Regions from separate parts of the Homo sapiens genome. Here all the other regions are linked to region 1. The links are chromatin loops, found by intact Hi-C in ENCODE. Cell type or tissue: GM12878. All regions are shown on one strand.

What was found. A loop is a pair of places that touch in the nucleus more often than their neighbours do. Peaks named below come from ENCODE experiments on the same cell type or tissue, not always from the same donor. Only the 100,000 strongest peaks of a DNase experiment are listed, where the experiment ranks them.
Region 2: a loop joins it to region 1, with 3 times the contacts of the local background. A loop is called at or near these places in 4 of 110 quality-filtered maps.
Region 3: a loop joins it to region 1, with 2.9 times the contacts of the local background. A loop is called at or near these places in 4 of 110 quality-filtered maps.

What each region holds. Positions count from the first base shown.
Region 1 is chr2:134,331,995-134,339,994 of GRCh38, forward strand. It overlaps MGAT5 (alpha-1,6-mannosylglycoprotein 6-beta-N-acetylglucosaminyltransferase), which reads left to right. Exons shown (of 16, transcript NM_002410.5): 5 at 4,223-4,294; 6 at 6,265-6,426. Among named protein-coding and RNA genes, the nearest start is that of MGAT5, 82 kb to the left of the region's middle. In GM12878, no CTCF peak of the experiment used is centred here; a DNase peak (open chromatin) is centred at 4,537; H3K27ac peaks cover 1,385 bases.
Region 2 is chr2:134,284,082-134,292,081 of GRCh38, forward strand. The region is part of intron 2 of MGAT5 (alpha-1,6-mannosylglycoprotein 6-beta-N-acetylglucosaminyltransferase); the gene reads left to right. Among named protein-coding and RNA genes, the nearest start is that of MGAT5, 34 kb to the left of the region's middle. RefSeq lists enhancers at 3,042-3,101, 3,216-3,295, 3,366-3,415, 3,436-3,515, 5,482-5,531. In GM12878, no CTCF peak of the experiment used is centred here; DNase peaks (open chromatin) are centred at 3,470 and 6,420; H3K4me3 peaks cover 1,242 bases; H3K27ac peaks cover 6,621 bases.
Region 3 is chr2:134,241,762-134,249,761 of GRCh38, forward strand. It overlaps a transcript of MGAT5 not described here. Among named protein-coding and RNA genes, the nearest start is that of MGAT5, 8.3 kb to the right of the region's middle. RefSeq lists enhancers at 2,902-3,402, 3,403-3,903, 6,289-6,338, 6,399-6,488. In GM12878, CTCF peaks have their summits at 3,083 (motif pointing left) and 3,803 (motif pointing left); a DNase peak (open chromatin) is centred at 6,095; H3K4me3 peaks cover 825 bases; H3K27ac peaks cover 5,483 bases.

The DNA.
Region 1 (8,000 bases):
GAAAATGGCCGTACTGCCCAAGGTAATTTATAGATTCAATGCCATCCCCATCAAGCTACCAATGACTTTCTTCACAGAATTGGAAAAAATTACTTTAAAGTTCATATGGAACCAAAAAAGAGCCTGCATCACCAAGTCAATCCTAAGCCAAAAGAACAAAGCTGGAGGCATCACGCTACCTGACTTCAAACTATACTACAAGGCTACAGTAACCAAAACAGCATGGTACTGGTACCAAAACAGAGATCTAGATCAATGGAACAGAACAGAGCCCTCAGAAATAATGCCACATATCTACAACTATCTGATCTTTGACAAACCTGAGAAAAACAAGCAATGGGGAAAGGATTCCCTATTTAATAAATGGTGCTGGGAAAACTGGCTAGCCATATGTAGAAAGCTGAAACTGGATCCCTTCCTTACACCTTATACAAAAATTAATTCAAGATGGATTAAAGACTTAAATGTTAGACCTAAAACCATAAAATCCCTAGAAGAAAACCTAGGCATTACCATTCAAGACATAGGCATGGGTAAGGACTTCATGTCTAAAATACCAAAAGCAATGGCAACAAAAGCCAAAATTGACAAAGGGGATCTAATTAAACTAAAGAACTTCTGCACAGCAAAAGAAACTACCATCAGAGTGAACAGGCAACCTACGAAATGGGAGAAAATTTTCACAACCTACTCATCTGACAAAGGGCTAATATCCAGAATCTACAATGAACTCAAACAAATTTACAAGAAAAAAACAACCCCATCAAAAAGTGGGCGAAGGACATGAACAGGCACTTCTCAAAAGAAGACATTTATGCAGCCAAAAAACACATGAAAAAATGCTCACCATCACTGGCCATCAGAGAAATGCAAATCAAAACCACAATGAGATACCATCTCCTACCAGTTAGAATGGCAATCATTAAAAAGTCAGGAAACAACAGGTGCTGTAGAGGATGTGGAGAAATAGGAACACTTTTACACTGTTGGTGGGACTGGAAACTAGTTCAACCATTGTGGAAGTCAGTGTGGCGATTCCTCAGGGATCTAGAACTAGAAATACCATTTGACCCAGCCATCCCATTACTGGGTATATAACCAAAGGACTATAAATCATGCTGCTATAAAGACACATGACATGTATGTTTATAGCGGCACTATTCACAATAGCAAAGACTTGGAACCAACCCAAATGTCCAACAATGATAGACTGGACTAAGAAAATGTGGCACATATACACCGTGGAATACTATGCAGCCATAAAAAATGATGAGTTCATGTCCTTTGTAGGGACATGGATGAAATTGGAAATCATCATTCTCAGTAAACTATTGCAAGGACACAAAACCAAACACCGCATGTTCTCACTCATAGGTGGGAATTGAACAATGAGAACACATGGACACAGGAAGGGGAACATCACACTCTGGGGACTGTTGTGGGGTGGGGGGAGGGGGGAGGGATAGCATTAGGAGATATATCTAATGCTAAATGATGAGTTAATGGGTGCAGCACACCAGCATGGCACATGTATACATATGTACCTAACCTGCACATTGTGCACATGTACCCTAAAACTTAAAGTATAATAATAATAAAAATAAAAAAAAAGAAGGTGGTGGGGCTCACCTTGGGGTCCAGCTTTATTGGTAGCATCCTCTACTGGTGGGTTAAGCTTGTTAAAGGACCCTGGACAGATCAAAAGAAAACAAAGTTAGGGATTAGGAAGTTGTTACTAGCCTTCAGCAAGATTTTCCTTGAATGTTATTAATGGTGTTCTTATTTAGGAAAATGTTGCTCATTTGAGAGCTGTTTGTTTCAGTACTTGGAGTTATTGCCAATGCTGGCTTTCTTCCAATCCTGGTAATCCTCCGAGGTTTCCCAGAGAAAGAAATGCTTTGTTTTGTTTTTCCCTTCTCCCCATGGGATAATTGGTTTATGTATAATTTAATTATTTTGTTAACCAGTTATCCTATCACAGCATACAAAAACAACCTTAAAAACCCACCTTCCCGCTCTGTGCTAAGATGTTCATAATTGATTTTCCCACCATTACGAGTGCATGTATAACAGCAAAATTTCTTGCTAAAAGCTAAATTGGATTGACTCTATATTTTATATTTTCAGGAGTGCCCTTGGAGCCTTAGGGAGTAATACCCAGTGATTTAGAATAAGAAGAACTAAGATAAATGATCAGTTTCAAAGAGGCATTACAGTCTTCAGGCTTCTGTAGGGAAGTCATCTTTTTAAAAATCACCTGGGACTGTATTTTCATCACAGTGAATCTTGAAAGATTCTTCTTGCAGTGGCAGAGTGAGGAGAGAACTTTATGAGTATCTGGTCTCGCTCATGTCTCTCCTCTTAGTTGATTTTCTTTAGTCTTGTTTCATCTTTCCCCATCATGCTATTCCTGGGAAAACTTCATCCTGGTGGGTGGCTGGTAAATTTGGTTATTTACTTGGTGTAAGGTGTATTTCAAATCTCTACTTTCCTTGCTCATCCTTTTTTTTTTTTTTTTTTTTTTTGCAGGGTTGGGGGTGGGATGGGGTGAGGTTAAAGATCTCACAATCAAGTCTACAATCCATTTGAAGTCTTCATGTTATAAATATGCTTTATTGAGTCCATTAGCACAAATCTAATTGGAGCTAAATAATTCAATCTGGCCTAAGAATACAAGGTACAGATGTGCATAATGCTACTGAGACCAGCTTAGGCTTCATCCACTTGCAGGCTTTTTCTCTGCTGTTTTTCCTCATTTTTCTCATTTGTGGAGCTGCAGATATTGCCTTTCATGGTCATGTTGTTGTCAGATCCCAGTAATTAGACTGTAGGCCTCCAAGGCAAGTTGGTCTTTTCTTTTTTATGAGTAAAAACCATTTTAGCTTTCCTTGTGGGGAATCCTTTTGAGTCTCTGAATCATTCACAAATATGGTAAGGTCTAATTTTATCCCGTAAGAAGATAAGAGAATATTTCACTTTTCCTATTCAGAGATTCCGCCCTCTCCCCAAGCTTTGCTTCTCTCTGCTTATTGCTTTGGGATCATCTGCAGTGGCAGATGGCTTTATGCAAATCAGGCCAATTACTTTGGTTATAGTAAAGATCACCTTGCATTATGAGTAACTTCCAGATTAAGTAAAACTGACATGTTTCTTTGAAAACTTACCCAGACTGAGAGGGCACACTGTCTTGTGCTGACCCATGAGGCTATAGCTCCACACGTCTCTGCTATCTTAGTGACCCCTTTAAGGACATTCCCTCACTCTATTGCTCATTAAATTTTATAGATCTACCTGGCCATAGAAAAATTATTTTCAATGCCTGTTAGCCATATTTCATAATCTCATTCTTTATTAGTAAACGGGTGATAATGCTGTCTTCAAATTTTATGGCTAGTTTTGACAGAGAACAGACACCAATATAACTTTAATGCATTTCTCATTTTTTTGCTAGAAATTAAGTTGCCTAATAGTCTTTGATAACCTTTGCTGAAATAATTTCTATAGAATCAAGTTCTTTTTTCCTTTCTCTTTCCTCCTCCCCTCAATTTCTAAACCTTATTCATTGACAGAACAATCCATCTTCCAGATTGGCTCTCACAAGATCATCAAGGTTTTTTTTTTTTCTCCTCCTTTCATTTCTTTCTCAGATAGGTTTTACCACCTTATTTCTTGAGATAGTGTGAAGCAAATAGCTAGAAAATGAGGGAAACCTTGACCAATTAGCCCTAAGCTATCAGTGGCATTCCTAACTCAGATAAAGGATTGAGTTCTGTGGCTCCAATGCCATTCCCTTTCCTTTCCAGATATGCCACAGCAGATAAGGATCTTTCCTGTCCATTTGCTAAAGGGTCACAGAGACACCTTACATTCTCATTCCCCAGTGGCAATGTTTCAGTCTTTTAACTTTCTGCCATTAGACTGCCTTTCCTTCTGGTACAGAGATGTGAGGCTTAAATGACTAAGGAATTAATTGCTGTAAAGTACTTCGAAGGACAGATGTAAAGTATAATCTCTTCCTTCTGACCTTTGCTGCTGATTGTTTCATCTGAGAGGGCACTTGTATCTGGAATACTAGCTAAAAGCATGGGAATTTGGCTAATAATAAAAATAGCACATATTAATATAGTGCTAGTTGTGTGCCAGGAGCTGTTCTCGGTGCTTTTTATGTATATTAATTCATTATAGATGAAGCTGCATATTTAGTGTCACTGATGCTTTTTAGGTTGAAAATTGGTGTCCTCATTTACCTTGGAGAGCAAAAAATCCCTACGAAGAAGCTGATCATAATTCATTGGTAAGTGATTTTGGAAAACTCTTTCTAGACTTGTGCATTTAGGTCAGATGCCAAGTGATACATGTGGAATCTTCTAGAAATGCCAACTATAACCTGAAATAGTGTTACACTGAAAAACTTCTGTATTCGTCTCTGTGGAAGTCTAAGTGACTAAATCAGTCAACCATTAGCATAGGTTTGTTTACTGAGCAATTCTCTGAGGGTTCCTGAATGATAGGCTACTGATATGAGTAAGACCTGGTACGAGCTGTGGAGGCCCTTAGTGATCTAATAAGGCTGATGGCAAATAATGACCATCTCTGTCACAAATGCTGTAATATAGGCCTGTGGGAATTAATGAGGAAGAGGTCATTTTAGTCTGCAAGGTTCAGGGTAGATTGAATAGTGAAGATGACATTGGGGCCGAATTTAAATGATGAGTGAGTTTATATAAGGTCAAGGAGAAAAGGGTATCTCTCGTGTGGGAAAATGAGAGCATAGCAGTTTCAGGGAGGAGAGCATGCACGCATGGTTCAGTTGGCCAAGGCCATAGGTGACTGGATGAGCTAGGCTGAAGGTGAAATTGGGAAGGTAGGAAGGGGACTGTGAAAGTACTTGTTGCCACATTAAAAGCTTAAGTCTTTACTCTTTAGACCATAGATCACTAAACTTCTACAAAATACCCAGATAGTAAATAGTTTCATCTTTGCAGGCCATATTGGTCTCATTGCAGCTCCTCAGTTCTGCCATTGTAGCGCAGAGAGCAGCTGTATATGATATGTAAATGAAGGGGCATGGCTGAGTTCCAGTAAAATTTTATGCACAAAAACAAGCTGTGAGGATTTAGCCCAAGGGCTGTAGTTTGCTGTTCCATGCTGTAAACCACAGGAGTCGTAGGATATTGTTTAGTCAAGAAGGGAAATGAAACTGGATGTGGCGGCTCATGCCTGTAATTTCAGCACTTTAGGAGGCTGAGGCAGGAGGATTGCTTGAGGCCAGCCATTTGAGACCAGCCTGGGCAATACAGCAGGACCCCATCACTACAAAAAATTTAAAAACTAGCTGAGCGTGGTGGCGAGTGCCTATAGTTTCAGCTACTTGGAAGGCTGAGGTGACAAGAGGATCGCTTGAGCGCAAGTTCAAGGCTCCAGTGAGCTGTGATTATGCCACTGCATTCCAGTCTGGGTGGGAGTGTGAGACCCTATCTCAAAGGGGGATAAAGAAGGAAAAGAGATGAGTGTTCAGAATGAGCTATGGTGATTACTGAAAAGGTGGACTCAGCATGTTTGAGATGTTCTATGAAATAAATACTGGTTATTATGTTTCTCTATTATTCCAATCACTCGTTGTATCCAGCTATATTATCCAGAGCATTAGGAAAAATATTCTTCCTGGCTTTTAATTTATTCTGTTTGGAATTTTAAATTGTTCTCACTCATGGCAGAAAAGTAGTATTCTTGGCTCTTTAAATTCCTTAGAAAACAATGAATTTTTGTTTGGACTGGGACAAAACCAGAAGATGAGCATTTATTTCCCTATTTAACTCTGTGGACAGAAAGAGGCTTTCTGGCAACTTCCACGTTGTCAAACAGCCTGCTAAGAATTGACTTCAGTTTTCTTAGAAGTCTGCTGTCCTGTGGTAGATCCAAGTGGAACAGTAAATTTGAGTGCTGAGAATTTCAAGGTACATCAACCATACTCATTATAAAAACTGCATTTTAACATAGCTCAGGGCTTTGTAATGCCTGTGCTGCTTTTCTCAATTTCTAATTTTTTAATGATGTCCCTTTGGGCAGATCAGCAGTCAGCAGCCTTGGCTTCAGTTTGCAATCCTGGGACCTTAAAGTCAAAGCTGCAGCAGACAAGACTTACTTTTGAAGCTCTCAATTTAATTGACTAACCCTTTTAAGTTTTCAGATGTCACATCATGAAAACTATTATGCTTTCTGACTTTTTATCTTCTATTCATTTTATTAAATTTCTGTTGCTAGGCGGAAATTCGTACAGATTTTAATATTCTCTACAGTATGATGAAAAAGCATGAAGAATTCCGGTGGATGAGACTACGGATCCGGCGAATGGCTGACGCATGGATCCAAGCAATCAAGTCCCTGGCAGAAAAGCAGAACCTTGAAAAGAGAAAGCGGAAGAAAGTGAGTTTCTTATTAATTCAGTGCAGTTAGATGCCAGCTTTCTTTTAAAATTTGATTTTGCTTGGAAACAAGACTAAGAGAAATGTCATATCTCAAATGATATTCTCTCAGGGTGAATCTGCTCAGTCTCTTGTACAGCTGTTTTTGGGTTGTCCTTTCCCCACTTACAATGCTCCCACTTAGCAGGGTCTGGCACAAGTTTCTTGGGTGAAGCCAAGCAGAATATCTGCCTGTAAGACTTTTCCTTTGAACCTGTCTTTGTCAGGGTATCAGGAAACTTTCCCCCATTTCCTTACCTGAATCCAACCTTCGAGAGCTTCCTATTATATCATCATGAAAATTTTGTATTTTTGTTGTTTTTCATCCCTGGCTTTTGGATAGCCAGTGAGTTTCATTGTTACTCTGTCTGGTTGGTGCTTCTGCTTATGCCCGTAGGGGAGAGAGAGAGAGAAATTTGATTAAATTTGAGCCAGTTTCTTTCTAGTTTATGAGGACAGGCTTGGAAAACCTCTCGAATACCCCTGGGCTTAGAAGACTTTATGCCCTGTTAGCTATAGATTTGATGGTCTGGCTTTAGATTAACTGTTCTGTTCTGATTTCAGAACTGAGCAAAGTGAGTAATTTGCTCCCACATCTAAAAAACTTAAAAATGAGTTTGGTATTCCTAATCCAACTAATTTGATATGTTTGAAAAAGAAAATAAAGATACATTTACAGGATCCCAAGTCACAGTTTGATAGGTCAGTTTTGCCTAGATCTCTTGAATTTGTGAGACAACAGGACCACACATTCTGTCACCAAATGGTTGTGTATGGAAGAGCATGTGTTCAGATGTGCAGGTGGGCTGTAAAAAGAAATAAAGAATTTTTCTGTATATTCCTGTGGAGTAACCTCGAGGATATATTGTTAGGTGAAGAAAAGTAGAGAATAGTTTACATTATTTTTGAGAGAGAGAGGGAATTTATATCTATGTATACATAAAGATATATACAGATACATATATTTGCTTCTTGCTGTTAGTTTGAAAACGTATTTTTCTTATTTTGATAAACTAAAATTAAAAATAAAGGAGATGGTGATGATGGTTGCACAATAATGTGAATGTGCTTCATGCTACTGAACTGTATACATTAAAATAGTAAATTTTATGTTAGGTGAATTTTACTGCAATAAGGAAAAAAATGGTCCAATTATTAAGGGGAGTTGGGATTAGCATGGAGGCAACAGAAACTACCATAGAAACTAGACTTCTGAATATATCTGACTTTGTAGATTTGATGCTGGAATCATTTTATGTAAGTGTTAAACAAAATGTTATTACCAAAAACTAAAAATTAAAAGGAATATAAAACAAATGAACTGACTATATATCCATCCAGTTTTGATGGAAGCGCACAGAAAAAGACTGTTCTTAGTGACTTCAGAACACAGTAAACTGTACACTTCTGATGGGATATCACAAAGGATAAAAACTGTAAAAACATCTTAAAACCATTTTTATTAATCATGTAATATGTGGTAGCATTGATATTCTCATTCTGAATCCATTGTGAACATTGGAGTAAAGCAGATGA
Region 2 (8,000 bases), 48 kb before region 1:
AGATTCATGAGCTTTTATAAGTGGAAAAGATTTAGATGTTCTAACATTTCCTCCAAATGGGAGATTGCAACTTTCCAAAATCCTTGGTGGATGGTTCTCCAGATTTATCTCAACAGTTCTAGTGCTGGAACTTTTAGCTGCCATACTGTTGAACTTTAGTGGGCCACATTTACATAGCCTGTGTCAGGGGTCAACAAACTGTGGCCCATGGGCCAAATTAGTCCACTGCCTAAATTTATAAATAAAGTTTTATTAGAACACAACCTTGCCCATTTGTTTACTTACTGTCTGTGGCTGCTTTCATGCTACAGCTGCAGAATTTAGTGGTTGTACAGGAGACCATAAGGCCCACAAAATTGAAAATATTTCCTATCTGGCTTTTTACAGAAAAAGTTTGCCAACCCCTGGCCTAAATGAATGGTGCTGTCTGGAATGCAGTACATAGTCTGCATGCAACCCTGTGTGCTAAACATATTAGATTTGTAAAGTGTTCATAAAATAGAGCAAAAAAAAAAAGCCACTGTTTATGGAGAGATCGCTGTGTCCCAGACACAAATAATAACTTTAAAATACTTTATTAGTTCTTTCCTCAGAGCAAACCTGCAGAACAGTTATCTCAATTTAAGAGGATCAGGGTAGGATATGATGTGTAATCTACCCAAAATGGTGGCAGTCTGAGCCAGGGTTCAGATCCTGGCTGGTGCATCTCTAATGTGCCCATTTAATCTGCCACTGCTGGGACAATCGCATTTTATTGTGCATCACACCAGAAGGTCACGTGTGGCATTTTTAAAGATGAAAATAGTTTAAGGCTCAAGAGTGGAAGGTAATCTAAGAGTCCACACCTTTCTGGCCATTTGGATATTGTTGTAAATGTTTCAGGTGTTAAGCATACTTAATTTTGTGAGTTTTGATTTTTTGTTTTGGTCTTCTTTTTGTTATTGTGTATTGATTGCCCTTTGATTTTCTTCTTTACCGTTATATATTTTAAATGAGGTAATTGTCTCTAGAGAAATATCTAGAATTGTTTTCCAATTCTTTTTCTGATTTAAAAATTAAAAACACTTTTTATAATGCTTGATAAGGCCAAGTTATGTAGGAAATTTGGAAAATACAGAAAAGAATAAGGAAAAAAAAGTCTTGTAATCCTGTTTTCTAGAGCACTGTCAATGACAGCTTTTTTTTTCTGTGTGTATATTGCATAAAGATTATAATTGTACTCTTTGTTTTAAAGTCTTGATTTTTAAGGGAGCATTCTCTTTATTCTTCAAAAGCTTTATTTTTAAATAACTACATAATAACTAGGTTCTCAATTTTTGTTTTTCCTTTTTTCTACTACAAAGATCATTGTGGTGAACATAAATCTTTGCATTATTCTCTTGGGAGAGTTTCTTAGAAACAGAATGGCTAGGTCAAAGGGCATAAGCCCTTTTTAAGTTTAGTATTTATTTCTGTCAAATTAGTACATGTATATAATTTTAAAAGTATAAATTTAAAGGTCAAATAGTATAAGACTGTAACCAGTCTGTCTTCTGCTATATACTTCATTCCTCCTTACCCCTGACTTTTGTTCTGGAAACACAAATACTTCTAACTCTTGTTTCTTCCAGTAATATATTTTCATATTTCTCCATAACATGTTTATGTTGCTTTTTTCTTATCTTGCATTTTTTTGAGGTTATCTACTGATTTTCTGTTATGGAAGATGGGAATTTAGCTCTCTGACACTGCCACCATTGCCAGCAACCCCTCCGCTACATGGCTCCTCTCTGTTTTCCAGAATCAGAATGTCCTAAATATTTGCTGGGGTCAAATTTAGTGGTCAGTGCTTACTTTATAAGGACACTGCTTAGCCACTTACTAAAATAAAATAAGGTGATAGTAAATTGCCATTCTGATACATCTTTCTGTTTTTCCCAGCGTTAATAATTTACTTCTTATGTTTGCATTGTTTTGATTAATTAGGACAATATTTACTAATTATCTTCTGTGTGCCAAGCCACACATCAGTGAACAAAACAAAAAAAAATTCTTACCCTTACCAAAATTCAGCCCTAAACATTCCATCAGAGAACCCTTCTTACTGTGGCCCACAGATCAAATAGTTTACCATGCTTTTATTCAGTAGTCGTCTTCCTGATGCTTTCTGCCCTCCTGTGACAGGCTGGCCTGGCTGCATCCTGGGCCTGCTGTACAGTTGTCGTAGGACTGTTTCCAAAGCCCCTTTTCCCCTTTGGTGCTGGGTCTTTTATTTCTTAGATTCCACATTTTCCCCTTTGTTGGTTTCTTGCCTCATCCTGTAATAGTTTTCTGAGAGAAGAAGGTAAATGGAGGGGAAATCATGAGATTTCTTTTTCTTTTTTTTTTTAAGATGGAGTCTCGCTCTATTGCCTAGGCTGGAGTATAGTGGCGCAGTCTCTGCTCACTGCAACTTCTGCCTCCTGGGTTCAAGCAGTTTTCCTGCCTCAGCCTCCCAAGTAGCTGAGATTACAGGCACCCAGCTAATTTTTGTATTTTTAGTAGAGACGGGGTTTTACCATGTTGGCCAGGCTAGTCTTGAACTCCTGACCTCAGGTGATCTGCCTGCCTCGCCCTCCCAAAGTGCTGAGATTATAGGTGAGCCACCGCGCCCAACTGAGGTTTCTTGAATTTTGGAAAATGTCTTTATTCTGCCTTCCCACTTGAATGATACATTCGTTGCATATAAAATTCTAGGTTTGAACATGTTTTTCCCTAAACAATGTGAAGATCTTGTTCCTTTGACCTCTGCTTTTCAGAGTCATTTTTGCAAAGTCCAGAGGCATTATCACACCTAGATGTGACTTTTGGCCTTCTGGAAGCTGGTGGGATTTGCTTCTACCTTGTGTTCAGATGTTTCCTGTGCCTGGTGTGGACCACATTTCATCCTTTTTCTGACTCTTCTGTGACATCTTTCTTGTCTGGGAAATTTTTGTGAACTGTTTATTGAGTAGTCTCATCTCCCTACAGTCTTTCTTCTAGAACTCACTGGGTGGATTGTGCACATTGGGGCTCTATTCCTACCCCTTCTCTCATATCACTTTTCTCTCATCTTATCCTTCCTGTTCATCTTATGGCTGTATTTTCTGTAAGATTTTCACAACTTTACATCCAGCTCGTCTCCTGAATTTAATTCTTCTATTTTAGTCTTCTTTCCAAGAGTTGTTGTTCTCTCAAGGTCTTTTAAAAAACAAAAATCCTATTCTTGCTCTGATTTCATGAATCAATATTCTTCGCTCATCTGTGAGGTATTATATTTAAAAATATTGTTAAATCATTTTCTGTTGTATGTATCATCTGAGAGTTTTTCTTTTTCAGTTTGAGTTCACTTTTCTTTCTTTGGTGTGAGAATGTTTTCTCACATATCTGGTAATCTGTAGTGCTGGTTTCATATTTGAGGGTGAGGTTGGCTGTGAGTGAGGGCTGGCAGCTGCTGGGCCACCTCCTAGGGAACCATAGATGACGTTGGACCCTAAATGTCTATTTCAGTCTTTTCTCTTCTGCTTAGTTTCCTCATAGATGGATCCTTCAGCCTTCTGCCCAGGGGCTGCCAGAACTTTGCTTCATAGCTAGAGACCAAGACCTTTTAAAATTTGTAGTAGAGACCTCACTTCCTTTTCCCTACCCTATCCACTGTTGTGAATCTAGAGCCTTTTTTGTTCAATCTCTCTAGAGAGTAAGCCTTTGCTATTTATAACTGGAAGGCTCTAGTATAAGCATCTTAAGACTTGATAGACATTACAAGTTATACTCTGATCAATAATGTATGAATATTCCTGTCTTACATCCTCTGTGTAAATACTTGGTATTTTCCTTTGAAAAATTCACCAGTGTAATAAATGGAAAATGATATTTTACATATGTTTCTTTGATTGTTAGAGAGGTTGTTTTCCATATGTTTTATGGGATTTGTATATTTTGTGAATTTTCTGTCCATGTCTTTCTTTGGTTTTTATTCTCAAGTGCTTACTGAATTTTGAATTCTCTTGCTGGTGTCTGGAAGCAAAGGCCTCCTTTATTTTTGCTGGTTTGGCATGATTTTGTCTCCTGACATGGCTCTGGTAGTTTCTTGTGAGGGTGGAGGCACCTGAAACACTTTATCAGGCACATGATAGACATTGCCTATCAAATGGCTCAACATCAGTTCCACAAAAAACCTAAATGGCCATTCAAGACCTGTTTCTGCCTGTTTCAAGTTCCATATAGGAATTAGATCAGTAGTTGGCAAATGACGGCCTGTGCGCCAAAATCTAGCCCAGTCTGTAAATAAAGTCATGCTGGAACACAGCTGTGCTCCTTTGTTGATGTGTTGCCGTGTTGCCTGTGGCTGCTTTCACATCACAATATCAGAAATTGAGTAGTTGATACAGAGACTACGTGGACAGCAAATCTAGAATATTTACCATCTAGCTCTTTAAAAAAAAAAAAAAAATTCAACCCCTGAAGTAGATGTTTGTTTGTTTGGTGCTTGATACCATGTAAGTATTTGCAAAGGCTTATGGAAATTGATGGTTCATTGTTCTTATGAATAAAAACTAATAAGCATGAATGTCATGCCTTTTGCAAAAACCAATAAATGACAGTGGCAGTCATCTTCCTTCAAATGATGTATGTGAGTGTAATACCTCTGTCAGCCTATCTTCCTGTGAATTCCCCCGATAACTGGTTTCCAGAAATATTGCTGTTGTAGCCATGCTCTCCCCTGACAGCCACCCATTCCCCTTCCCACTCTTCTCCCTCTCCCCTACTCCCACACCTTCTGGAAATATCAGATGTACAAAATGGGCTTCACTTGCTCAAACCTCTCATTGTCACTGTTTTCACAGCATTGTAAAACACATTACATTAAAAAACAAACCAGCTGGTGGAAGCCAGTGGTTAGCACCTAGAAGGTGAAAGACTTGGCGCATGTTTAAACTGCCAGTCTTTTTTGGGTGCCCTTCATCTCCCTTGTCTCTAGGGCCCCATTATTTTTCCTGTGGCTTCTCTACGTCCCCCTGTGTGGCCATCACTTCCATCCTCTTCAAGACCCAGACTTACTCCTCAAGGTCTCTGCTTGCCCTATAGGTTGGGCACCGCAGTGTGCCAGTCTCTCCTCTTCCCACATGCCCTTTGCTCGGCAGGACTGCTCTTCTACTCCATGGACCTGTCTTGTTCCCTCTGACTTTGAGAAGGCAACCATTGCTGGGCTGCATGCTCTTGGGGAACGCTTTTCTCTTCCAGGGTGCCGATCTCTCTTCTGTGGCCCTTCCTAAGTCCTTGCCAATACTGCCCCTTGGTAGTGGCCCGGGCACAAAGCCATCAGCCAGCTGCTTCCTGCCAGTCTCCCATGTGCTACCTGAGTCAGCGGAACACTGTGTGTTGTGTGCATGTAGATGTTGAGGGACTTTGGTGTGGTTGCAGGGTTCTGCCGAAAGTTGTCAGCGTAGCAGGCCTGACATAGCTGTCTTTAGAAAGGTCTGCTTGCAAGACTAACCATGGACTAGCATCTGAGAATTTGGATCTTGGAAATCCAGTTTCCTACCATATGCTGATAAGAGTGACTGACTATGCTTCAACCATGTGTACAAATAATATGGTTTATGCTGAACACCTGCATTCCTTCTGGGAGTCTGGAATCTTGGCACATGTTAGGTACAGTGACCAACACTCAGTAAGACACAGAGTCTCTAAAGACCTTCCTTGGTAGACCACATTTGTCGTCACAGCTCGTTGCTGGAGGAATTAAGCATGCCCTATATGACTCCGCTGGGAGAGGATTCTTGGAAGCTTGTGCCTGGTCTCTGGACATTGCCCCATGCACCTTTTTCCTTTCCTGATTTTTGCTTTGTATCTTTTTGCTATAATAAATCTGAACTGTTAGTACATATTCATGAGTATGTACTGTGAGTATATATGCTGAGTGCTATGAGTCCTCCTAGCAAATCATAGAACTTGGGAGTGGTCCTGGGAACCCACCCCTGACACAAGGACTTCTCAGAGCTGGAGAGCTTTCCAGGTCATGCAGATTCAAGGCAGACTGTGAGGTATTTGATAGTCCTACTCGTGTGTTCTCATGTGCATCCCATCTTTCCAAAAGTGCACACTTGAAACAGATGATTTTGAGAAGAGCTGCTTCTACCAACTTGATCTTGGCCACTTGTTGTATTGTTGTGCGTTCTTAGTTTTTCTACTTTTACCATTTCTGGCCAGAGCTGTCACTTTTAAAAATTACTCCGTTGATGTTGCCTAGCAAGAGCCACTCAGCTCTTTGTGGGGAATTAAAGTAGATTATAGGTTGAGGCCAGTTGCACTTACTGTGCTGCAAATTGGGGACTGATGATCTAGTCATCCTCTTCCTTTCTTACACACTTCCTTCCTGTGTCTTTTCCACATGCAAACTTGAGGTATGGCTTCCTGTCTTTAGTCATTTCATATAGTTTGGTTTGTGCTATCTTTGGTCATAGAAATTGTTCTTCTAAAACCTCTCCAGATCATCCTTCATTTCTGTGTTGGACATGCATCCTCCATGGCTGGTTTTACTTTACAAGGGGTGCTCCCCCTGAAAACAGCACTGGCAGGATGGCCATGCACAGTTGATTGCTGTGACAGAGGGGCTTGCTGATCCTGTGGCTTTATCTCTATCTGGTGTCTGCTATGAGTAGAGAAACATGGGAGAGATTGAGCTGCAAAGCAAAGCCAGTTTATCCAGTGCTTTACAGTTGTGGTTTAAAAAAAATTTACAAAGCATGGTGGAATAATTCTCTCAGATGAGCCATGCAGAGGGAATCCACTTGATCAGATTGGCTATATGGAGTTGGAGGATCAATTATGTGACTCAGTAAGTGCTTATTGCGTGTCTTCTAGGTGCCAGAAACGTAATGCAAAACAAAATACACAAAAATACCTCACTTCAGAGAGCTTATATTCTAGCAAAGGAGACTGGCCATAGACAGTTTACATGTAATGTCAAGGAGTGAGAAATCTTATTTAGAAAACACACACACACACACAAAACATAAAGCAAGGTTAAAAGAGAAAATTGCCTGGGAAAGAGGTTGAAGGTGTGTAGTGGACTAAATGTTTGTGTCCTCTCCAAATACATATGTTGAGATCCTAACCCCCAAGGCGATGGTGTTAAATGGTCTGGGGCCTTTGGGAGGTGATTAGGTTTTGAGGGGAGAGCCCTCATGAATGAGATTATTGCCCTTAGAAGAAGACACCAGAGCTTGTTTTTTCTCTCTGTTCTTGTCTGTGAGGATACAAGGAGAAGATAGCTATTAGCTAACCAGGAAGAGGGTCCTCACCAGACACGGAATCTTCCCACATGTTGATCTTAGAATTTTAGTCTCCAGAATTATGAGAAATAAAAGTCTGTGGTAATTTGTTATAGCAGCCCAGACTAAGACAAGGTACGTTTAGGATGGGGAAGGCCTCTGAAGGAGTGATGTTTGAACCAATATATAAATGAAGTGAGCCACTACCTGGAAAAGCATTCATGACAAGGAACAGCAGGGAGAGAGTCCAGGACTTGAGAAGTTCCTTAGCACGTTCATAGGGCGAAGTAAGGTCAGTGTGGCTGGCGTGCAGTGAATGAGGGCAAGAGACATATGGACTCAGGTTGAGAGCCCTGTAAGGCAAGTTAGGGTCACTTATTTGATACTGTGAGAATATATTTAAGTGTGATAACAGCTGCTATGACTACTTGCTTAGTCAGTTTTCCCTAGAAGCTTTTAAAGTTTGGGCCCTGCTAGAATCTTTTGATGTTTTACATTTGGTGATCACTCAAGTGGCGTTAGGTATAGTGCTTCGTCTCTCCCTTTATATCGGCAGTCATAGAATCTGGTTCATTCTGGAACTTTCCGTGACTGTTTCTCTAGAAGGTGTCCGTCTCAGATTCATTAACTCAGTGGTTCTGTCAGGCCTGGTTGGCATATATGATTATACCATTTTTTTTTTGTTTAGAGATGGGCATTTCTAATTTTTAAAAGGGTTGGGCCCAC
Region 3 (8,000 bases), 90 kb before region 1:
GTGTGTATGAGTGAGAGAGATCATATATTACTGTTAAAAGCCTCACAGGTCATACATAAGAGGTTGGGCAAAGCCGACCTAGAGCAATGGATGGATTGTGTATCCCTTAAGTCATCATTCAGATACAATTTCTTTCAACCAAACTTTGAAAGACTTTCAGGGGCTATGAAGTCACTGAAGTACCCTGGAAAATATCGGAATTAGAATCATTTCCAGAAACTTTTAACTATTGGTTGAAATACTCTTATGCAGAATGAAGGGACCTAATGAGCATGCTTATCTCAGTTGAAGGCTATTTCACTTTGAAGTCAACTGGGAAAGTACTTGTGATTGCAAAGCACTTGTTCTAAAGAGAGCACTTTGGATTATAAAACAACAAAAACTCAAACCCCCATGATGTTGAACTTTGAGCAGTGCAAGGTGTGTGTTGGGTAGCTGCATAAGGCGCTTTGCTGTGTGGAATTACTGCTTTATCAGAGTTAGATGTTTGGAAAACATGTATCCAAACTGTGTCTTCATTTTTAACCTGATGGATCAAAATGTTTGCTTTTTGTCAGCAACTAGAAAGTAGGACCAGTTGTCCTATAAGGACTCCTAGTTCACAGTGATTAAACTATGCCATTTATGTATATAATGCTCATCTCAGCTGGATATGTGTCAGTAGGATGTACATCCAGCTTATTCAAAAGTAATATAAGTTCTGTACGTGTTATGAAAAGGAGAATTGTGCCATGTTCTCTGTTATCCTCCACTGGAAATTAGGATCTGATCTGCCCCTGCTCTTACTATCCTAGATAAGGTAAAAAGCAGTGCTTCTCATGTGAAAACAAGTAACCTTGCAGTCTGGTTATAAACACCAATTGATTCTATTGTTTTGGGATTGGGCCTAAGATTCTGCATTTTTAACAACCTGCCAGATCATTTCAGTGCTACCTTTCCACAGATGAGAGTTCGAGTAGCAATGTTATAGAGGTGCTAGTTGCTAAAAGCATTGTAGACATCGAGGCTTTTGGGCTAGCCTCAAATCATTTCTCATCTTTGGAGCCAAATGCCCAGGAGAGGTTAATAAAAGCTGTATTAGTTCAGCATTATTCTCTACAAGTCCTTCCATAGTGTGGGATGATCTAACAAGGCTCTGTGGTAGACTAGCTATTGAAAGTCTGGCTACTCAGGCAGGGCATTGGCCTAAGACCAGTTTGTGATTCCTTTAAGGAGAAAACAAGCCTACCTTGGCAGATGAATTATCTAGTAAGCCAGTGACTCTACATTTGTGGGGTGGGAGAAGAGCAGAGAGCTTACCTCTTAAAATTCTAGAATGGATCACATTTTGGGTTTCACTAGATAGGGCCAATAGAGTTGTTATAGAATGTCTTTTAAATGTTCTCATGCCTGGCTGTGTATTAAAATCATCTAAGCAGCTTAAAATAAAAATACCTCTGCTTGGGCCACACCTGAGACAAAGTAAATCAAAATCTTTGGGTGTGATAGCTGGGCATCTCTATTTTTTAAAGAGCAGTCCAGGTGATTCTATGTACATCATAGTTGGGAGGTCCTGGTTTAGTCAGTCCTAAGCTCTGAGGGCAAGAAACTCTCCTGAGAAGCTCCATTTTTAACTTGAGCTGGTTTATCATTTGTGCAAACTGAGGGTTTGTGACCAGAAACCAGTCAGGCTGACCCAAGTTATTTGCAGTGTTTGGGAGAGTTGACCTTGGTGTATACATTAAGGAACTAGTGAACTTATCAGCCAGCATCTAACCAATGATTTCTTCCCTAAGAAAATTCAGACCTTGACTTTTATGACTCTGGGTCTGTTAAAGCTTAGGGCTGTGCGATTGAGTGGCTTGACTACTGTAACTTTATTTTAGAAGTGATGAGAACTTCTTTATAAGGTTAAGTTGGATAAGCCTGAGTGGTCACTTCAGATTGTGCATGTGTGTGCACACATATGTATTTCTTCACTGCTTAGCTAGTTCATTTTTTTAACCAAATCAGATTTGGGGAGGACTGTCCCTTTTCTGCAAATAGGGCAGCTGGAACACTCCTGGGGTAGGCCAGTACCCAGCCGGTGCTCCTCCCGAGGTGGAGGAGAGGGGTACTAGGGGTCGGGGTAATTGGGCTGGAGGGCTTAGGAAGCATTTGGAAATAATGAGCTTTATCTTGAAGGCATTACCCATATTTTTGAAATAAGTGTGGTGATTTTTGTGATTGTGATTTTCTTTATTACTGGGGCCATTTTGGCCTGTTGTCATTCTTGGTTTTTTTTCTAGATGTAGAGTGTTGCCAGAAGTCTGATCCTCAGAGAAAAGGTGCATTTTACACTTATTATAAAATTTCTTTGTGGCTTTACTGTCCTTTGAGAGTGGAAGCAAATCTTTTGAGTATTTTCATTCAACATTAAGGAGACCTACCTGACAAATTGACATGCTGTGTGATCTTTTCACAGATGATTCTTTCTTTCTTCTTAGAGAGTCATTATCAACCTATCTTAAAGCCTGTTCATGGTTTCCTGGGCCGGATGCCAGGTGACAATCCTAGCGTTTTTTGTTTTTTTTTTTAATGGCTGTCTGATGAAGCATCATCCAGATTTGGTCTTGCTCAAAGCCTTCTTCCCTGTGCTCATTGATTTATGGACCAGGTCTTTGGAGCAGAGGCCCAGTGCCTTAATACTCATTAGTAAATTGGGCACAGCTAGCCTAGGAATGAGATTCTCAGTCAGTGCCCAGACAGCACTGAGAGATGTGGAGAAAATGAGACTCATTTATCAGTCACCTTGAGACAGCATCAGCAGTCGGCCACCTTCCTTCACTCTGAGGCCTTCCACAGCCTCAGCACAGGCTTCTGAGCCTGCTGGTCTTGAGGGGTGGTGATGGACTCCCAGGTTCACCTTGGTCTGCTTCTCTCTCACTCTGCATTCTAGTTACATGGGCAGAACCTGTCTGAGCATCTTCCAGTGGGTGAGTAAGATCCTGTTGATTGGTAAGGCAGTCCCTCTCAACCGAGGCAGTTTTGGCAGTGTTGAGAGACATTTTTCGATTGTCACAACCCTCTAGTTATAGAGGGTTATTGGAGGGCTCTAATGGCATCTAGTGGCTAGAGGCCAGCAATGCTGTTAAACCTCTAATAGCTTCCCACAACAAAAAAATTATTCAGACCCATATGTCAGTTGTGCAAAGATTGAGAAACATTGGATTAAAGTGATTTATTTCATTTTTCAGGGACCCGTGCTTTGTTTTGGTTTAGTAGTTGTTTTCAGAATTATTATTATTTTTGAGGCAGCGTCTTGCTCTGTCGCCTAGGCTGGAGTGCAGTGGCGCGATCTCGGCTCACTGCAAGCTCCGTCTCCCGGGTTCACGCCATTCTCCTGCCTCAGCCTCCCGAGTAGCTGGGACTGCAGGCGCCTGCCACCACGCCCGGCTAATTTTTTGTATTTTTAGGAGAGACGGGGTTTCACCGTGTTAGCCAGGATGGTCTCGACCTCCCAACCTCGTGATCCGCCCCCTCGGCCTCCCAAAGTGCGGATTACAGGCGTGAGCCACAGCGCCCAGCCCCTCAGAATTCTTGGAGTTACCGCTGTTGCCTTTTTTTGTTGTTAGGAAATTCTCTCAACTGTGAATATCGTATGGGCCTAGTGAATGAAACTCATAGAACATGTGAAGATCTTATCTGCTCCAGCAACCACAGCTTCCTTCTCACTCTTGTCCTCTTTCCCTTTTGTCCACCTGCCAGTAATGTGCACATCCAAGAGACTAAGTCAGGATAAAATCATCAAATGTTGGTTTTCTCTTACCCCACCCACGCCCTCTAGTGGCCTGTTTTGCCTCTAAAGCTGCTTTGCCTGTCCCTTCCTCCTCTGCTTCTCCTTTTAACACCAACTGTATTTAGGTGAAGACTACCCCCATCTCCTTTCCATCTGTCTTCTTTATACCTGTGAATGTCAGAGAACAGCTGGGGTAGGTGTGGCAGAACCTGGGAATAGAGAGGGCAGGAAGAAGAGTGCATGTTCTGGACCCAGATTCACCAGCCCTGTTACAGTGTTTGGAAATTTATTTTGCTATTGATGCCAGATATGGAGCCCTGAACTCCACTGAGTGGATGGTATAACTGCAAGACAAATATGCACTTCAGGTGGGTGGCATTGGAGGTTTTCCTTTCTCTGCCCACAGGAAAAATGCAAGTGTAGTGTAATGAATTAAAACTCTGGGTACAGGACTGTCTTGCTTTGATCACTTCAAATGTAAGAGGGGATGGGCTGTTTAAAACCCAGATATTCAAAGAGTATTCCCAAGATAGCAAAGGTGTGTTGTTTTTAGCAGGTGTATTTCAGCTAGTTAATTAAAATAAGACTAGTTTAGCCACTTCCAAAGGGAACAGACTGTTTTCATTTAGAATGTGTTTTTCCTGTTTATAAAAAAAAAAAAAAAAAAAAGGACCCAGGTCCTGAAAGTGAAAGGTCTCTGTTCATACCTATTTCTTGGGCAGCACCCTGCCTGCTCCTGAGCTCCTTTGCTTCCTAGAGCTAGAAGAGAGTTGGTGGCATCACAGCTGTCAGGGATTCACAGTTGAGCTTTTGGGCACCTGCTGAGTGGGCTCTATCAGGTTGGTGGCACTGGGCCATCTGGGGGAGTGAATGACCTCAGAGCTTCTTCCCAGGAATTTGGATTTATTTTAGAAGAGAAAGCTGCTTTGCCTGTCCCTTCTCCTCCTCTGCTTCTCCTTTTAACACCAACTGTATTTAGATGAAGACTGCCCCCCACCACCGTCCCCGTTCCATCTGTCTTTCTTACACCAGTAATCCTGTAAATGTGTATTTTTCTCCCTTTCATGTGTTGATTCAACCCTTGAGGTTGGTGGGACATTGCATTAGACTCACGGCTTCTTAATAGTACTGGACTTTGGTTTCTGTTTTGTGTTCCATACGGAGAGGTCTCTTCCTTTCTGAGTTTCCGCATGCAGCTGGTAGACTCAGCTTGGTTTGGCGGAGGCCATGTAGTATTAGGCAGGAATTGGGGTGCTGGTTTGATTCTAACTGGAAAACATAATATTTTCTGGCCTCAGGGTCTTCCTCTGTAAATTGAGGGTTTGCATTTGATATTTTCCTAAGCAAAACCAGACGTTGTCTTCCAGTCTGTAAAAAGGTATTTTATACATTTTAATTTATCATATTTCCTGTTAAAGTTGATTGTTAGACCAGGGAGATGTGGTTCTGTGGTGAGCACAAAACCAGGAGTTTGGTAAGAGGTTGTGCAGTCAATGCAAGGTTAGCACCCAGTTGATTTCTGCACTGTGTTTTGGTTCACGGTAGAAGCAGTCCATATTCATCCAATTATGAATGGGAGTGGCTATCATTTTAAAGAATAACTTACCAAGCACTCTAAGTTGCTTTTAATGTAAATTGAGATGGAGGCTGAAAAGAGAAGTAGTAGAAATTGTTTCAAAGTTGAATTATTAACATCTAAAGACAGTTGTCACTTAAAATATGGGAGTCAGGCAAGCAGCCTTGGAACTTCAAGATATGTGACCAACTCTCATCTGGCATTTAATTAGGGTAGTGCTTTTTTGTCATACAATTTCATGTGAATAGATACCTGGGCCTGAATTAAAAAAAAAAAAAAACAAAAAAAAAACGTAAACTAGACCACTACTGAGCATTAGTTTTGTGACCAATAAGGTGGAAATTTGAAGTTCAAACTTCAGTGTATGGAGGTAGCCAGGGCAGTTTTGCTGAGTCTCTGCGATATAAATTGATACGTATATTGATTGTCTCTAGTATCTTAGGATTTGGCATGTCAAACTTTTTTTGAAAAATGTTTAAAAACATCTTAAACAAAACCAAAAGTCAAATGAAACATTTGTGGAACCTCTGGAACATCTCTGTGAATGAATCTTTGATGTTCTTTGGAGCACAGTTTGAGAACCAATAACTCAGTTGCTCACCCCTACTCCTGTGGCTCTAACAGTGTTCTGTGTTTCTAGAACTTTCTCCATGTTATACATGTGGAAACTGAGATGGACACACTTAGGATCACACAATGCCAATGGTAGAACAAGCTGCAGATCAGAGATTTTCAGGTTTTTGATGCAAGGTTCTCTCAGTTCCTCCTTGTCACCCTTTCAGGTCTTATTTTCTGTGATCTTCTCAGCATAACAGTGACAATACAAGTGGCCTCCAAGAAAGGTTCCCGGGTATTTTCCCCTCCATCCCTTGTCTTAGACATATTTTGTTTCTGTAATCTCACTGCCCTGCCCCCCTAGAATTTTCTTCTGGAGTGTTTTTTTGCAGTTTTCTTCTCTGTTAATACCTGACTACCATCACATCCACTTTAGTTTAACCCTGCCTCTTCAAGGGTTTTACTACTAAGGGTAAAATCTTGTAAAAGGTAAGGTGCAAATGTATTGTCAGAATGCCCAGGTTCTGTGGCTCATACCAGAAGGAGGTCTTGGAGGTCTTTGCTAATTTGCATTTCTTCACCTCATTTCCACCATCCTGTCCTTCCATCTAGCAAATACTTAATGACCACCCTCTGTGTGCAAGGCATGGCCATTGCCGGCATTTCTTGTCTTTGGGGGCCTCACAGACCCCATAGGCGAGATGAAACGGGATTGTCCTATAGAGCAAGGAAGGAGCACGAACTGCTATGAGTTACGAGTACTCTATGGAAGGGGAGCTTTCCTCAGTCTAGGGAGCCCCTGGAGGCTTTATGCAGGAAGGAGGTGGGGTGAGATTGGAGGCTGGAGATGTGGGTGGGATTTTCCAAGGAAATTGGGTGGACACAGTGACTTAGGATTTCTTGAAGGTTACTGTACAGGATGAAGCTAAATGTAGGCTCCTTAGCCACCATTTAATGATGACTATGAAGTAGCTCAGGTGGTACACAGTGAGGACAGAGAGGTCTGGGAACCACTAAGTTAGAGCAGCGCTGTCCTATGTGAATGTGTGAATGTGGCGCATGGGATGGTATTGTCCTGCAGGGCTATTTGAAGAGACCAAATCTCTGCTTGGGGCTGGCATTGCTTCTGAAGGGATGGGCATTTCTGCCTTTGTTTATCCTCTGAGGAGGCAGGCCCTTGTGTCAGAAATAGGGCCTCCAGGGATGTTGGATGGCCACCTGGAGGAACTGCTTCATTGGTCTCGTTCTCACTCCATTGGAACTGGGCTGCTGCTCAGTGTTCTCAGGTGGGTTGAGAAATTGGCATTTGCCAGACAAGGTGGGCCAGGAGCCTTCTGAAGCCAGGCTCCTGGCCAGGAGCCTGTAAGGTTGATCCAGAGGTTATAAGAGCGGTCATATGTGGTGAACTGGAAGTAGATCACTGTGGTTTCCTTCTGTTGCTAGGCCCATGGCCAGCCCTTAGTTCCTGCCCTGGTCTTGGCTGTGCTAGGCCCATGACACTCATCTGCCTGCTCTAAGCCAAACTCCTCCTTTTCCCCATAGCTTTAGAGGTGGGCTTGCTTTCTTTTTTCTTTTTTTTTTTTAACAGTTTTTTTTTTGAGATATGATACACATATCATACCATCCTCCTATTTAAACGTATACAACTCCATGGCTTTTGGTATGTCCACAGAATTATGCTCCTATCACCACAATTTTAGAACCTTTTTGTTACCCCCTAGAAAAACCCTATACACCTTAGCTATCACCTCTCATTTCCTCCATTCTCCATACCCCAGCCCTAAGCAAGTACTAATGTATTTTCTGCCTTTACAGATTTGCCTATTCTAGACATTTAATATCAATGGAATCATGCAATATGTGTTTTTTTGTTACTTTTTTTGCTTAGTATAATGTTCTTAAGAGTCATCTATGTGTAGCATAATCAGTTCATTCCTTTTTATAGCCAGATAATATTTAATTGCATGGATATGGCAGTTTTGTTTCCATTTCCTCAGTTGATGCACATTAGGCTGGTTTTACTTTTGTTTATTATGGATAATGCTGCTGAGTATGGATACTGCTGCTGAGTACTTCTGTGTACAAGTTTTTGTGTAGACACGTATTTTCATT